Linked DNA regions of Homo sapiens: region 2 is linked to region 1. Evidence: chromatin loops called from intact Hi-C (ENCODE). Cell type or tissue: natural killer cell. All regions are shown on one strand. Links, peaks and the distances in the headings refer to the core of each region. The heading gives the core; the rest is flanking DNA.

Evidence for each region. Peaks named below come from ENCODE experiments on the same cell type or tissue, not always from the same donor. Only the 100,000 strongest peaks of a DNase experiment are listed, where the experiment ranks them.
Region 2: it touches region 1 in a loop (2.1-fold over the local background); 4 of 110 quality-filtered maps call a loop at or near these places.

What each region holds. Positions count from the first base shown.
Region 1 is chr16:50,280,551-50,283,360 of GRCh38, reverse strand. The region is part of intron 1 of ADCY7 (adenylate cyclase 7); the gene reads right to left. Among named protein-coding and RNA genes, the nearest start is that of MIR6771, 11 kb to the left of the region's middle. In natural killer cell, for the core only: no CTCF peak of the experiment used is centred there; a DNase peak (open chromatin) is centred at 1,150; H3K4me3 peaks cover 1,400 bases; H3K27ac peaks cover 2,500 bases.
Region 2 is chr16:50,225,963-50,228,772 of GRCh38, reverse strand. TENT4B (terminal nucleotidyltransferase 4B) reads right to left here. Exons shown (of 12, transcript NM_001365324.3): 11 at 770-934. Among named protein-coding and RNA genes, the nearest start is that of ADCY7, 39 kb to the left of the region's middle. In natural killer cell, for the core only: no CTCF peak of the experiment used is centred there; no DNase peak of the experiment used is centred there; H3K27ac peaks cover 799 bases.

The DNA.
Region 1 (2,810 bases), core at 10-2,509:
TGAAACTGACACCAACATGGAGAACTGGCACAAGACAGGGGCCTGGCAACACCTCCTGGGGTCACAGGAGCCAGCTGTGCCTGAAGCTTACGCAACCTCTAGATATTTAACCACATGGGACAAGCAATGCCCCTTTCAGCTTCAGCCAGTTTGAGCTTCTGTCACTCGCAACCAAGAGTCTCAAAGTCCACATCAGGCTTCTGGACCCAGTTTGTTGCGTCTAACAAGCACCCGTGGCCCCTCAGTGGGTTCAGAGTCAACTGGAAGGGTCTCAGTCAGCACAGAGGTAAGAGTGTGCCCCTGCAGACACAGCCAGTCCTCCAGAAAGGAGCTGGGTCTTGGAGGGGACAGCCCCGCTCATCCCTCCATCACACTTTCCAGGCTCCACAGCCCAGCCCCAGCCAGGAGTTCAGGAGTTTAAGACCAGCCTGGGCAATATAATGAGACCCCATCGCTATAAAAAGTTGTTTATTTTTTTTTTAATTAGCCAGGCTTGGTGGCATACACTTGTAGTCCAAGCTACTTGAGAGGCTGAGGCAGGAGAATTGCTTGAACCCAGGAGGTCAAGGCTACATTCACTGAACTATGATCATGCCACTGCACTCCTGCCTGGGTGATAGAGAATCCTGTCTGGAAAAAAAAAAAAAGCTGGGATTTAAACACAGGATATCCGGGGTCCCTATCACCCTCATGGGGCTGGCATCCAGAAATCCCATAATATCCCAAAACACCAACCTCTTCCCTACAAACAAGGCCCAGGACAGAGCTATGACCAAGAGGTGGGGAGCTCAGGGGACCCCATCGAATTACTTCCCTCTGCCTTGCAGGAGCAAGTTCAGGCCAGCGAACTCCAGGAGGGCCTCCTCCTCCAGGAAGCCTGCTGAGCAACCCCACACACACTCCCTTATCCCTTCCCTGCAACTAAGGCAGGACTGTGGTCTCCTTATCAAATACTGGCTGGCTGGGTCCAGGTTCTCCAGCCAGAAGACCTGCTGGAAGCAAGAGGCTGGGACTCCATACTGCAACTGCAGGGCCAGGTCCCTGGGTGCTCGGAAAATCCTTCCCCAGTCCAGCTGATCTGGCAGCGTCCCCAGCACAACCACAGCCCTTGCAGGGAGTATGTTCTAGAAACCCCCAGCTTTCACAGATGCAGACAGGACACCCACTTCCTCACCCGGCCACTGTTGGCAGAAACCACAGCCTGGCTTCCTCCGGCCGAGCCTCAGCAGGCTCAGGGCTGCTTTGGGGCCCTGTTGGCCTCAAAAAGGGGAAGTGGGGACCTTGGAGTGAGGGGGGCATGGAAGCCTCCAGGGAAGAGGCCCCGCTCAGGCCCCTGGGCCCACACCCTGCCTGGGACGCCACGCAGCTCCAGACAAAAAACCTGCATGCTCCGTCTCGCGCCCCCGGTCCTGCCGGCTCTCGGCTCCCCTGGTAGGCTGGGTCTCAGGCAGATTTTTCATTTGCCAAGGGAATCTCATATTAACGCGAACTCTCTCAAGAGACCCTGAGCTCCATGAAGCCAGCAGCTGCTCTGCCCAGTGCAAGCCTGACCTAAGAGGCCCCCAGTAAACCTCGTGGGACCCAGGGATTCAATGTTGCTGGTATTCAAGGTCCCATCCCCCCAAGCCCAGCCCTCTCTGTCCCCAGAGCCCTGTGGCCCCCATGCCCTGCTCTCCCAGGCACCTCCCGTACCAAGAGGCCTTCCCAGTGTGGGTCCAATATCCCGGCCCCTGACTTGCCAAACTGTCGTGGTGGGATCTGTGTGTGTGTGTCCCGCAGCTGGTCCTGGCAAACACCTGTGACGTGAATGGCCGAGCAGGGTAGCCAGCCAGAATCCTGCACCAGGCCCAGGGTGGGGAAGCACGCAGAGTGGCATGGGTGAGGGAGGAGGGCGCCACAGCCAAAGGATGAGGGCAGATGAAGAAAGGGCCTCCCTCAAGATCGGGAAGCACCTGCTGCACCTGCCGCACCTGCCTTACCTGCCACAGCACACCTCTCCCAGCTACGCTTGGCCTCTGGGAGGATGCCTGCACCCAATCCCAGCTCTGCTACCAATGGCCTGTGAATAGCAGTCGCCTGCACACTCTGGCCTCAGTTTCCTCATCAGTAAACTGGGGGTGCTGATAACCAGGTTGTCTGCACAGGTCATGATGTCCAACAGGCCAAGCTTGCAAGACAAATTGGCAAATGGCCAAGAAGGCACGCTTAGTGTCAGAGGAAGCCCTGCAGGGTCAGAGCCCAACCATGGGGTCCAGGGAGAGGCAGGTGCAGAGTGGGCAGGCCCCCCACCGCATCTCCTAACAGCCTGCAAAGTTGCCGAGCAGGGGCAAAGACTGAAATTCCCCAACGGCATGAGCCCCCAGCCAACCCTGCTCCCCCTCCATAGCCCCCAAGCACCCCCAGGCTGACTTTGTTCCCACTCCCAGGGCACAGGCTGCTGATCAGTCTTGGGGACCAGAAACCTGCATTCCAGTCCCAGCTTAGCCACCAACCTGCTCTGTGACCCTAAACAAGTCTCTTGCCTGACCTGTGCCTTAGTTTCCCCTCTTGCAAAGGAGGGGCTGTGTCAGACCTCTGAGGCCAGCTCTGGCCTAGTTGGGACTGGGCTGGGGGTGGAGGCTGAATCAGTTAATGAAAAGGATAGGCAACTGGAGAAAAACTGAGGGAAAAGGCTGATGTTCTCACCTGGCCCCAGAGAGCTACTTCTAGGGATGGGTAGAAAGTTGTTCTTTGATTCTTTGGGACACAGCTAGGGTAGTGTTAAGAGGGAAATTCATAGCACTAAATGTCCGAATCAAAAACTTAGAAAG
Region 2 (2,810 bases), core at 94-2,593, 55 kb after region 1:
CCTGCTACTCATGGCCTGTGGCTTTCTCGTGACCTCAGTCCCTTCTGTCAACCCTGTCACTTGAACTGGTATTTTGTGATAAGTCTGTGTCTGGCATACATGGCTAAGGCCGCGTAGGTAAAGTGAACTCAGTGAGTCAAATCAGACACAAGGTTACAGCCAAGAGGCCTATTCCCAGGTTCCCAGCTATAGTGAGGAGTGACCCAGCCTTAGGCCAGAGCCCCATATCAATGGCTTCCTCCCCTCACTCTGAGTCATTACTCAGTTAATGACAATTCTAGGCAACAAAAAAACTTAAACTAGAGTATCTCTGTGGCCTTTTAAGTCCAAGCTAATGTTAATCAACTGACCACGCCTGACAGCCAGCTGATCATTTCAACACCAGCAACAAGGTATTGAACATTAAAATATTAGAAAAGGATACATTATTCCCAGATATGCACACTGCCATGAGGCCTCACAAAACCTTCATGCCAGCTTATTTCATGTACAACTGAGACACTTTTTATATGGTAGTTTGGCTGGAACATCTTATAAGGACCAGTCAATAGATTCCTGAAGAGATTTATGTTACAATGGTGTCTCACAAGGATCCTTAGGACATCCTGTTCCTAGAAGCACTGTCATGTGTTGGAACCTCTTAGAATAAAATAAGTTTGTTCTTCAATCTAGCGTTTTCTTCAAACCCATGCTGCATATTATTTACATGTGGGAAATTCTAAATATTTTGTATCAAATACTAACAATTAAAAACCCACGTTCCACACACCTGAGATTTGTTGGTGCTGTTGGATGTGTTAGTGGTTTGGGTGCTTTGCATTTTCCCAACTGCCTGAGAGGACTCCAAGGATACATCTTGCGACCCTACTCGGTTCCCAGTGGACGGACGGCAAAGCAGCTGTTTCGGGGTTTTGCATGGTGTTGCATCGGAATCCTAACACAAGTCACGTGAGTTATAATGTGACATATTAGTAATTTAGATACTCAATATTCAGAAAGAAAAACAATTTTGGTTAAAGTACTCTCTGGACTAAATTTAAACATTTGGGAGTTAAAAGAAGCACACAAAAAATTAACTGTTTGTTTAAATTTTCCTCCAAACATTTAAAATGACTGATTTTATCAGAGAGCTTCTGTTCATTGTTAAATCCACTGCCCACATCTGACCTTGAAGGAGCTCACAGAGGTCTAAGTTTATTTGTTTTTTTATTTATAGAAAATGAAAGAGTATGGTAAAGAGTGAGGAACCTAGGTCCTAGTCCCTGGCTTCAGCCAGACACAAGATGATGGGTTTAAGGGGTTCAATCTCTGAGAGTCTGTGATGACAAATCAGTGATCATTCTAACCAAACATACTGGTGTGGGTGGGGGTGGACTTCCCGCGACAGTGGGCTGAGCTCCACCTATTTCTGGGCTGCATGGGCCATGACAATGCTACGTCTCTCTGCAGGTCTCCACCCTGGCCCTGGCACTCTACCCAGCATGTCAGAGTCACATTCTCTCAGTCCCCAACACTCCATCTCCCTGTGTCTGTGACATCTAGCTTGGCTTCTGTCCTCCAAAGCATACTGCTCTAGGAACCAAAAAAGCACACAGGGAGATTCTGCACAGGAGGATTTATGATTCCATATTGACACATGGTCATCATCAACAACATACAATATTTAGATTACTTTTCATGTCCTACACTTAATAAAGTTAAACTCAAACAGGTAAGCCTGCTTTAGATCTCAAATCAGTACACTACAAATTCACTTTGATTTTAAAAGGTAACTTACATTATAATTGACACATAAATTCTATCAGGATGGGGGAACAAAAAAAATTCTATCAGGATAGAAAGAGAAAGTAGATTAGAGGTTACCAGAGGTTAAGGGAGGGAAGGAAGAATTAGAAGAAACTACTGCTAAATGCAGGGTTTCTTCTTGGGGTGATGGAAATGTTCTAGAATTACTGGAGATGGCTGCACAACATTGTGAATATGTTCTAAAAACCACTGAATTGTACATTTTTAATGCTGAATTTTATGTTAACTATATCTCAACTAAAAAAAAATTTGGCCAGGCGTGGTGGCTCACGCCTGTAATCCCAGCACTTTGGGAGGCCGAGGCAGTCGGATCATGAGGTCAGGCGATCAAGACCACGGTGAAACCCTGGCTCTACTAAAAATACAAAAAATTAGCCGGGTGTGGTGGCGGGCACCTGTAGTCCCAGCTACTTGGGAGGCTGAGGCAGAATGGCATGAACCCGGGAGGCGGAGCTTGCAGTGAGCCAAGATCGCGCCACTGCACTCCAGCCTGGGCGACAGAGCGAGACTCCGTCTCAAAAAACAAAACAAAACAACAACAACAAAAAATTCAACCAGAAAGCTGAAAAAAAATTGAGTGAAAGAAGCCTTACACAAGACTATATTCTATGTGGTTCCATTTGTATGAAATTCTGAAACAGGCAAAACTAACTATGGTGTTAAAAAGTCATAACAGCTGGGCTCACGCCTGTAATCCCAGCACTTTGGGAGGCTGAGGCGGGTGGATCTCTTGAGGTCAGGAATTCGAGACCAGCCTGGCCAACATGGTGAAACCCCATCTCTACTAAAAATACAAAAAATTAGCTGGGTGTGGTGGCACATGCCTGTAATCCTAGATACTCAGGAGGCTGAGGCAGGAGAATCGCTTGAACCCAGGAGGCGAAGGTTGAGGTGAGTGAAGATCATGCCATTACATTCCAGCCTGGGTGACAGAGCAAGACTCCGTCTCAAAAAAAAGAAAAGAAAAGAAAAGAAAAACGTTAAAGGCCAGGTGTGGTGGCTCA